Linked DNA regions of Homo sapiens: region 2 is linked to region 1. A link is a loop called in an ENCODE intact Hi-C map of the cell type or tissue named here. Cell type or tissue: IMR-90. All regions are shown on one strand. Each heading gives the region's core, and the rest is flanking DNA. Links, peaks and the distances in the headings are about the cores only.

The links. A loop is a pair of places that touch in the nucleus more often than their neighbours do. Peaks named below come from ENCODE experiments on the same cell type or tissue, not always from the same donor. Only the 100,000 strongest peaks of a DNase experiment are listed, where the experiment ranks them.
Region 2: a loop joins it to region 1, with 4 times the contacts of the local background. A loop is called at or near these places in 1 of 110 quality-filtered maps.

Annotation. Positions count from the first base shown.
Region 1 is chr3:59,763,684-59,769,065 of GRCh38, reverse strand. The region is part of intron 8 of FHIT (fragile histidine triad diadenosine triphosphatase); the gene reads left to right. The region is part of intron 6 of CFAP20DC-DT (CFAP20DC divergent transcript); the gene reads right to left. Among named protein-coding and RNA genes, the nearest start is that of CFAP20DC-DT, 680 kb to the right of the region's middle. In IMR-90, for the core only: no CTCF peak of the experiment used is centred there; DNase peaks (open chromatin) are centred at 2,425 and 2,745; H3K27ac peaks cover 2,414 bases.
Region 2 is chr3:59,661,421-59,666,802 of GRCh38, reverse strand. The region is part of intron 6 of CFAP20DC-DT (CFAP20DC divergent transcript); the gene reads right to left. Among named protein-coding and RNA genes, the nearest start is that of CFAP20DC-DT, 580 kb to the right of the region's middle. In IMR-90, for the core only: no CTCF peak of the experiment used is centred there; a DNase peak (open chromatin) is centred at 2,192; H3K27ac peaks cover 2,195 bases.

The DNA.
Region 1 (5,382 bases), core at 171-5,170:
TGGCAGAGTGGTTTTCTTTCCAGCTTTCCTTAAAAGAGGGAAGGATATTGTTATGTGGGATCCAGGGGCAAAGACTTGAGGTACTCAAGGTTAGGCTGTCTACCCTGATTCTTTGTAAGTAAGTTTATTATGCTGTAAGAGTTTGATTCAGTAAATATAGTTACATTTTAAGATTGGCGAAGGCCACAGAGAAATCTTATTTTGTTCTGGATCTCTTTTACAATGTGTATCTGTTCCTGCCTCACTAGTATATCATATGGTTTACATAACATAATTAAACTCTTATTTGAGGACTGAGGATGGGTACAACTATGTCATCCTTCTGAATATCTACTGTGATAAGTTTATCTGGGCAAGAAGTATTTAGTGAGCCTCTCCTATGTGCCTAGCTTTGGTTTTATAAGGTCATGGTTAAGGTATTAGATTGAACCATATGACATTGATGTCTGGGAAGTCAAAGAAAAGATTGGCTATTGTGAAAAGACATGATTTTGCCCCCAGGAAACCTATAGAGTGGAAGATAAATTAGAAGGCATGTACAATAAGTGTCCTGAAATGGAACCATCTTGGAGGGCCACCTAAGTCCAGTGCTGGTGGATCAGGGGAAGAAATGCCATCCATGCAGGGAGAACAGTATGTGCAAAGGGCTGGTAGTGAGATACAAGGCAGTTGTTTAAAGAATAACTCCTACTCACATGAGATGGAAACAGGACAAAGGGTTGAGAGATGCAGGTAAAATGGTAAAGGCCTGCTACTGTGCCAAGAAAACCATGTCCAGGACCAGTAAGTCAGGACCAGAGCATTTGATGTCAAAGGATTAGGAGATGGAGTCGAAATTGCACTGGACCATTACCTAGAATTTCTGCTTTTTAAATAAGAGAACCCACGATATAAGCTCTGTCAGTTGTGATGTTCCAATTCAGAGACTAGATGCAGGCCACCCCTGTTATATTTAGTTGAGGGACCTTTTTAGTAGAGCAACACTGAGGCTTTTAGTCCAACATGGCAGAAGACTCAAGCAATTCACTGAATCTCCCTGGGCCTTTGTTCCCTTCTCTATAAAATGGGGATAATAATATTGTGCCTCTACCTACCCTAGAGTTCATCAAATAACATTCTGTATGCAAAAGAGCTTTAAGTTAAGTTAGAGCCTCAATTTAGTCTGTATTGCTTAGCAAATGCTATGTATTGTTATATGAGGAGGGGGAATAGACAGAAAGGGAGTGGGACCCTGGAGTCCCAACTGCCTACTAGCTATGAGATCACATCTCTAAGCCTTAACTTCTTCATCTAAAAATGGAAATGACAGCACCATGGATGGGGTAGGTACTCTTATGAAGAGTAAATGAGATCATGTTTGTACTTGGCACTGAGCACATTGCCAGGCAGACAGCAAGCACTCAATAGAGCTCCATTAAAAATAACAATAACAACAACATAATTATTCCATCCTTAATGTTGGGCTCCAGTCCTTTGATGTTTCCACTTTCCGGGAGCAAAAATTTCCCCAACATTGGACCGAGGGCATCTCTCCTTCAGCCAGGAACACCACTCCATTTTTCTTTTTGAGACCAAGTCTCACTCTGTTGCCCAGGCTAGAGTGCAATGATACAATCTCGGCTCACTGCAACATTCACCTCCCGGGTTCAAGCAATTCTCCTGCCTCAGCCTCCCGAATAACTGGGATTACAGGTGTCCACCACCCCACCTGGCTAATTTTTGCATTTTTAGTAGAGATAGGGTGTCACCATGTTGGCCAGGCTGGTCTCGAACTCCTGACCTCAGGTGATCCACCTGCCTCAGCCTCCGAAAGTGCTGGGATTACAGGCGTGAGCCACCGCGCCCGGCCCAGCTCTCCATTTTTCATAGAGTAGTATTTGTTCCTTGTGGTTTATCTGCATTTTGGCTGAAGGATCGAGTCCAGAATCTGACCCCCTCCTGTTGTAAGTAGATGAGTTTTCTCTCCACCCAAGGCCCAAATAGCCATTTGCAATGTGAAAGAACAGTTAATCGGGGTTGTTTTGCATCTGGGATGCCAGAAAATCACTTTTTTCTTGATTTAAAAGAAATTTAATTTTGGCATCTGGTAGACACAGTCTGATAACCAATTAGGAACTCTCACAGATTTTGAAGCAATAAATTGGCTACTAGGCTTTACTCTAATGTCAATGAACTGGGGTGAGTTATTGCCAAAATCAATCAAAAAGAGAGAAAGGAGCAAAATTGCTTGGAAATTAGTTTACTTCTTTCAACGTCTTGTCTGTGTTTCCTACCCAAATAGCAATCAGTGTGCTGTTTCATTCCCCAATGATAGGCAGAAGAAATGGAGACAGAGCTGCAAAGCCTTCCAAACAGCCTTCTTGGTGTGGGAATCAACATAAACAAAAGGACTAAAGAGATTATGAAATGTGGAAAGCATGCGAAATGTATATTACTACTGCGGACATGTTTATTAAAATCTGGGCAAGCATTTTGCTGTGAAAATAAAACATAAGAGCACATTTATGGAGAGGAGAACATTTGGATGACTATCTCACAGACATAAAGCTCTTAAGGCAGAGAAGTTTTAATTAAGAACAGCAACCTGTGTGAAGTGCTATACCCAAAATAGATCCTAGTCGGGATTCAGTGAAGGGATACATCAGTTTCAGACATCTGGAATCCAGTTAATAACTCCAGTACTTTTATATGGCAAATGCTACTATGTTGCAACTTTGGTGGACATTTTGGAATGGGAGCTGGATTCCTATCTTGAGGAAAACTGCGGTCATCCGATGTTGTAATCTTACATGCCTCTCAAGGATGATCATTTCTCTTTGTTTTCCATCATAGCCTCCTTTTCTTTAGTTGTGTAAGTAGTTATGTTTAATGATGTTAATGAGTATCTGCAAACCCATTGCCCAGAACAAAACCTATGATTTTGCTACTATCCCACATCTAACAGTATGATAGTCCCACACAAAAAACCATCCCCTTGTCTCCTCACATGGAGTCAGTCCAGCATCCTCAATCTATGCTCACCATTGCTTTGTGACTTTTCATATAGTTTTAGGCATCTCTATGGATTCCTAAAGTGTGTATATTTTTATTGTCTTTAGGGAATTTTTTTAAACTAATATATTGTTAAGATTTCTCCCTATGAGCTGTGTGTCACTATCAAACATTTGTTTTGCTTGAGCCATGGTATTTAATTATGTGAACATATCAGGGTTTATTCATCTACTCCCTGGTGGGATGTTGGTCATTACTAGATTCTATCTATTTTAATCAGAGTTTCTTTGAACATTCTCATGCATGTCTTCTTGTACACATATGAGAATTTCTCTTGGTAATATACCTGGCAGTCATATTGTTGTAGATGTCAACTTTAGGAGGTAATGCTAAACTGTTTTCAAAAGAGGTTATTCCAGTATATCTTCTCAACCGCAATGCCAGAGCAATCCTGGGAGTCCATATCCTCTTTAGCCCACAGAATGGTTTCTCAGCACAGCTTGTCAATGAAGGATCAGACTGTCTGAGTAATAAGTCCAAGTTCTAACTCTTGATCAAGTTAATGTAAAAATATCACTTTCAAACATTGGTAATTTTGATCTCCACCTAAATCTAGCAGTACTGCAGTAAGATCCTCTTTCCTAGAGCATTGAAGCCTTGAAAGCAATATGGCCAAAGGGATACAAATGTCACATGGATGTTTGGGCTAGAAAGTTTTAAAGATCTGTGTCAATCCCTGATTCTAGGAACAGTCCATTTTCAAATATTTGTGTCTGGACCTTTACATAGATACCTGAAATTATAATTAGTTATTTCAAAGCATTTTTATCGTTGTCCTTTAAAAACCAATCAGTGAAACTCCTTTAAACCCTTGAGTGGCACTGAGGTGAGATTAACTGAAAGATTAGGACCCTTAAGTGATTTTTATAGGTTTTTCATTCATGAAGTTATAACTCTCTATAATATTTCAGCTTTGTGTATCTCTCAGCCATGGCTGTTTCTCCAGTACATCTTAAGCATCTCAGCCATAAATAATTGGAAGGTTAGGTACATAGTAGGCAGCTGAGAAAGGTGAGGGTATTGCTTTCCTAGCCTGAGGCTTCAAAATAGTCCCAAGCCTGGCATTGCATTTTAATTTTTCACTGTGCCAAAGCTGTGTGTGTGTGTGTGTGTGTGTGTGTGTGTGTGTGTGTGTGTGTGTGTGTGTGTGTTTGCAGTTGCCTTACATCTCTGTTGCCTATGCTGACTTCTGGAGAATGGTCAATTATAGGGCATATAAAATGAACAGTTGAACTCATAACAAGGAAATCTCAGTTTCTTTCAAGTATTCTGGTTAGAAAAAAAAAAGCATTTGAAATCCTCTGTGACGATCTGCTGTCATGCATGGTAAGCATAGCGTTTCAGATGCATTCAAGGCTTTATGTCTTCATTAAAGAGGGTTTTTAAATGAAATAGAGAGAGGCATTTGGGAAAGGTTGGCTCCAATTTGTTTGTGCAACTCACATGGGCCAGGTTCTTTGAAGGGCGTTGGAATAGCTCCATCAGAACTTAATGGATTTGTAGGCTGCACAGGGCATGTAACTTCCAACGGGTGAGTAGCAGCTTCAGAGGGTGCAGTTTTGTAATCAGAAGCAGAATGATCCTATTGTAGAAAGAAGGAATCGTGACCAATCCAGTGGACTGGTGAGTACCGTTGGAATATAGATTTTCATATTAGTCATTTTTCATCTGCCAGCATATGAGATCCAGTGCCAAGCACCTGGCTAGATGGTGCTGGGATAGCTCTTTTAGCTCTGCCAAACATATGGTATGCATTCAGAAAGAAGTCTGTGAGGTCAGCCTGCATCCTTGCTGCTCCATGGTAGTCACCACATGTGCAAATAGCTTGCTGCTCACCTGCTTTTCTGGGGAAAGTTCATTATAGGCAGGGCTGATGTTAGGGTGTGTGAGAGACCCAGTAAGCAAACATTGAGCCCCAAAGTGTCATTGCCCATGTTCAGAGGCAGTGCTGGGTCCAGCTGTTCTGGGACGGCCTTTCTACCTTCAGCTCACTGAGTTTGGATTTATTACAGCTTTGCCTGTTTAATAGTCTTCTGCGCCTAGCACAAAGTAGGTGCTTGAAAAGAGTGATGTGACTGAAAGAATCATTCAGTCTCTCGTCTTCTAGCCCTTTCGCCTCCAGTGCTAAAGGGAAGGGAGATTTTCCCACTTCTCCACCTCATCTTCTACCTTCTATCTGAGAACTTCCTCACTCGCCTTCAGACACTTGCCTTCAGCCAGTGCACAGACCATACAGATGCCTCCTTCTTCCCTTGGGGTGTTTGCACTTGCCACTCCTCAGCTGACTGTCCTTTCCTCAGAGCAGTCTTTTCTGACCATATTGTCTCAGGT
Region 2 (5,382 bases), core at 288-5,287, 100 kb after region 1:
TCTGTCACAGGATTCCTGTAGCGAGCTTTCCTGGAGCATTTGAAATGTGATTCGATTTATGGAAAATCAATTCACAGGTTACTTTTTGAGGATATATTTATTTTATAAAGTATCAAACCTTAGGGATCCTGATTTTTTTCAAATAAAGTTTGCCTGTGTGGAGTGTGCCAGGGCAGGAGTTTGAGGAGGTTATATTGTGTAGGGAAGATATCTGATAAATACATTTTGGATGATAGGATGAATGAAAAAACAAGTGGATGGTTGGATGGGTAGGTGAGAAGACAGATGAATCAATGAATGAGTTAGCAAATGAAATAAATGAATTAGAGTTTTGGAAGATTTTCTGAATTGTCAGAAGGGAAAGGGGATGTTTACTAGCTACCAGTTCATTCATGCCTAAGTCACGCCCTTGCCCAGTCTGTGGCATTCCAAAATGCAAGCATGAATATGGAATCAAATAAATATTTTTCAAATGTCAGTGTACCTGGGGTGAAAAGAAAAAGAGACGATGACTGTCAAGGTAACAAATTTACATATTTATTTCAGACTATATTAAATTAAAAAGTGACATCCATCAAAATTACCTAAGCCAAAGTTATTGTTGATCCTTCCCACATTGTTAAATTCTGTGGTCATTCTGACACCCCACACCATTTACCCAGCAGCAGCATTTAGGGTGGATGACAACTTGCACCTTATTTTTTTATTTTTTTTTTTTTTGAGATGAGGTCTCTTGCTCTATCACTCAGGCTGAAGTCCAGTAGCATGATCACAGCTCACTGCAGCCTTGACCTCCTGGGCTCTGGTGATCCTCCCATTTCAGCCTCCCAAGTAGCTGGGACTACAGGTGCATGCCATTACACCAGGCTAATTTTTGTATATTTTGTAGAGATGGGCTTTGCCATGTTGCCCAGGCTGGTCTCTAACTCCCGGGTTTAAGCAATCTGCCTGCCCCAGCCTCCCAAAGTGCTGGGATTATAGGCATGAGCCATCGTGCCCGGCTGCACCTTCTTGATACATTGTCCTCCCTTGGCTTCCAGAAGTCTCAATTGTCATGGTTTCATGAGCAAGTTTGCTTCCAGGAGCCCCCATCAACAGAGGCATGTGCTTTCACTCCAGCCACATTAGACTCCTCACTGTCCCCAGACATTCTTTGCCATTCCCAACTGTGGTGCCTTTGCTTCTACTGATTATTCTGCCCAGAGTGATCTCCACATTCCTTTCTTCCTAGTGAAACTCCATTCATGCTTTGAGACCCGAAATTACTAGTTCCTCATCCCAAAGCCTTTTAGGAATTCTCTTCCTATCCTCCAATCTCTCTCCTCTACTTGGTTTCTGCCTCTATGTAGTAGCACTGATAACAGGAGTGATCCAAGCGATTATAGGAGGGATGGGAACAGTAATAGGCGTAATAAAATGGGGAGGAAGAGAAGCAGATAGATTTAGTGAACATTTACTATTACTAGACACTGGGCTAATTCTTTCATATTCATTATTTTACCGAATCCTTACAAGGGCAGTTATTAGCATCACTTTATAGAGGACACACCTGAGGCTTTAAGCGGGTGTTTGAATTACCTGAGATCATCCAGCTAAAGTGTGGAAGTGAGCTGTGAAACCCAGGCCTAACTCTGTCCAGAGTCAAAATGCAAAACCACCAGCATTTGGTGTGGATGATCACTCGCAACTTTTTTTTTTTCAAAGTCTTACCCTGTCACTCAGGCTAGAGTGCAGTGGTCATTCTAATACCCCACACTATTTACCCACTAGCAGCATTTGGTGTGATCACAGCATGATGCTGCCCCATAACACTGTGTTAGATTTATTGGTGTCTCTAGCTCCCCATCTCCTCCTTGAGGGCAAGGAAGTGTCTCTATAGTTCCAATGTTTGGTTAGTACCAGGTGTTTAGGGCATGTTTTTTAACTAAATGAAGGAAGGTGGCATATTTTCAAGAGTAAGAATGGGCTTGTGATGATCTCTGCTGAGCTTTTGTACACAATTTTGGAGGTAGCCAGTAAAAGCCAGTTGGGCTCTGTCTTAACTGGACCTGCCAGTCCCAAAATGGGGATGGGAATTGTGTGGGAGTCATTTTAGTGTGAAATCACACTGCTTCCAGGGTGAAGAGGCCCTTCCACCCTGGGTATTTCACAATTTCTTGGCCTTACTTCTGGCTGCCTGATATACTTAGTTGGATGTTTACATAGCAGAGTTTACTCTAGCAGAGGAAGAATGAGTATGTCCTCTCTGTGGCAAGCAGTTGAACTTACTGAGACTGACACCAGTCAGATTTTATCTCAGTGGCTCTTTCACCTCTTGGTAGCCCCTTGAAAAACCTTATTTACTCAAGATGAGCCCTGGCTTTCAACTGCTATTGGAGGACATCCTTCAATTCACTCTCAATGAACAGCGGGGATAGCTCAGTCCTCACTCACATTCCTGCCCCCTTTCCCTACTTGTCCTCATCAAAGCCCGCTCAAGACTACCACCACCATCTTTTCGTTGCATTTATTGCTCCTATACGCTCCCTCAGATCTCCCTGTCTTTTTTTTTTTTTTTTTTTTTTTTTTGAGACGGAGTCTCGCTCTGTCGCCCAGGCTGGAGTGCTGTGGCGCAATCTCGGCTCACTGCAAGCTCCGCCTCCCGGGTTCACGCCATTCTCCTGCTTCAGCCTCACGATCCCTGTCTCTTAACAGCCAAGCAATGCATGCCCTTTGGTCAGGTCACACTCTAAATAAGGACAACACCAATAAGTCAGAACGTTGTGCACTTGTAGAGTGCGTTGTGACTTATCAAATGTCTTTTTACCCATTATGTTAATTGCACTTTTCTAGTACGGGTGCACCATACTTTCTCCTGGAGCAAAACTCTTAAGTCAGTTTATTTTTTTTCAAATTCAGAAGATGAGAACCATGCAGGATATCATTAAAATAAATCTTTCATTTTATGTTTTACCAAAGATACTTGGTGTCTACTATAATACCTGTAAGTCGGCTCAGCACAAGGACTACAGAGACAACTGTGATAGTATCCCTGCTCCCAGGTGCCCCTGCTTTGGAGCCCAGATAAAAAATAAATAAATAAACAATTGCAAAGGCTGAGGAAAGTGGAACTTACAGGGATAAACACACACAAGAAAACACAGGAATGGGGAAACATCACTGCTAGGGTTGACCAAGAGGATGTGAATCATGAAGAAGGGTTATTCCATGCACAAATACCAAGAAAGGGGTCCTTTTTAAATTACAGCAATATGTATTGAATGCCTACCACATTTCAGGCATGGAGGATATGACAGTGGGTATGACAAATGTCCTTGCTCTCAAGGAGATTATAGTCTAGTGGAAAGACTAGCAAACAGATCAATCCAAAAGAAGCTTTAGAAAGCTGTGATCTTTTTAGACTTGTGCCACAGAACCATGACACCCTCCCACTCCATGCTGACCTTGTCACTGCCATGTACTAGTCTTCTGGTCATTCCTTCCCATCCATCAGAGATGTGGGCATCTGACTCATGGACTGCCTCTTCAACCGAGACAATGCTTTTTATGTGGCAATCTATCTGCATCCCTGCCTCTCAGGTTCTGACATCCTCATCTCCAATAAGCCCCTCTTCTATTTGCTCTCTATCACCTCCTGGGAAGTTACACCCTAGACCCTGTGATCACTCAACATTTCTCCATGGCCATAAGCCTGAATTTTAGCCTTAGGTTCTGACTATGGACTCCTCTCCTACTATTTTCTTTAACTATATTCTCTAAGACTCTTTATTGACTTCCCAGGGACTGCTGACCCCTTGAGCAGAAGTTGGGTGTATTCTGCCTTCCCAAATACTCAAAGGCAAAAGACTTTGCCACCATTTCCTGTCAAAGTGCTTAATGTAGTAGGTGTTCAGTAGAAATTTATCCAGTCTTTGTTGATGTTTATAGAGCACCTGCTAAGTGCCTGGCACAGTGGTGGAGTGGGCAGGCACGGCAACTGTAGTCACTTTTACAGCCTGCTGGTGACTACACATCTGAATCCATTGTCTGGAGGTCATCTCTGAAAACACTAATAAGAAACTGTTCTTAAAAGTTTTTAGAAGCTTAATCTTCTTGGCCAATTCTCCCCAGGCCCCAAAGAGAAAAATCAGGGTCCATCCTATTACAATTCCATAATTGTTTGATTCTTTTCTACTAAGAACCACTAGGATGAACTAGCTAAGAAATGACTTTGCAGGCACCATCTATTTTAGGTAGATCTTCTTTTCTTTGCTTGTAGCAGTTTTCTATACTTGATACTTTGCTCAAAACTCCTCAAATTCCCATTGGAATTAGAGGGCTTACCACCTTCAGGGGGCCTTTCAAATGATAAAGGAAGTCAAATATATTTCTAAAGCCAAGCCAGGAAAGCCCAGCAGCTTTGAAAGCATAAGCACAGGGTCTTTATAGTGACTGAGTAATATTAGGGCACCAAGTACTCCAAAATAAGGGGAAAAGAAGCACATTTTTATGTCATTCTTTTAGAAGAGGATCCATGATGAAGAAATGGGTCTAAGTGTGAGTTTCCATTGTCAGGATACTACAGCAGCCAGAGTGGTCTGTTAAAAGTTTCAAAACCCGGTGACTCAGACCTCTACACTTATGGTCAAAGCCAGTCTTGAATGAGGCCAGTGAGGGTCTGCATGATCTGAGCCAGAGCGACCTCCCTCCTGCTCATCACACATTAGCCACTATGGTAGCTTCCTGGTTTCTCTCACAGGGCCAAGTTGACTTTTGTCTTCAGGGCGTTTGAACTTGCTCTTCTGCTTGGAACCCTCTTCCTCCAGATTCTTCTATTACTGGCTTCTTCCTGCCAAATGGGGCTCATCACCCAATGTAGTTACTCCTAGCCTTAGTCATTCTCCATGCATGGTCCAGTTTGTTTGAATGCTTAGCATGCAACTTGAAATTATCTGTTGGCTTATTTATTTCAGTTATTTATTATTCCCAGCCCCCTTCAGAGTGTAAGCACCTTGAGAGCAGAAATCAGACTTGGTCATTACTGTATAATCAGAGCCTAGAAAAGTCCCTGGACATAGTTGACACATGGTACATATTTTTTGAGTAAATGATTTGCAAACACTGAGTAATTTCTCCATCAAAGGGCCTTCCCAAGCCACAGCATCAAATCCATACATAAATGTGGCATATGAAGCAATTAATCCAAAACTTTGCTTATCATGCACCACCAATGGCAGGCCAATATGGAATGTTCACAACTCTAATGAACATTAGTCTTCCCAGGTGCCGTCCAGGCACTCTTTTGGCACAGGTGATTCTGGGGTGCAATTAGTCGGCAAGAACAGCACCAGCTACCCTACAGTCTCCACTTACAAACAAGCACAGTGCTGGCGGGGTTCCTGG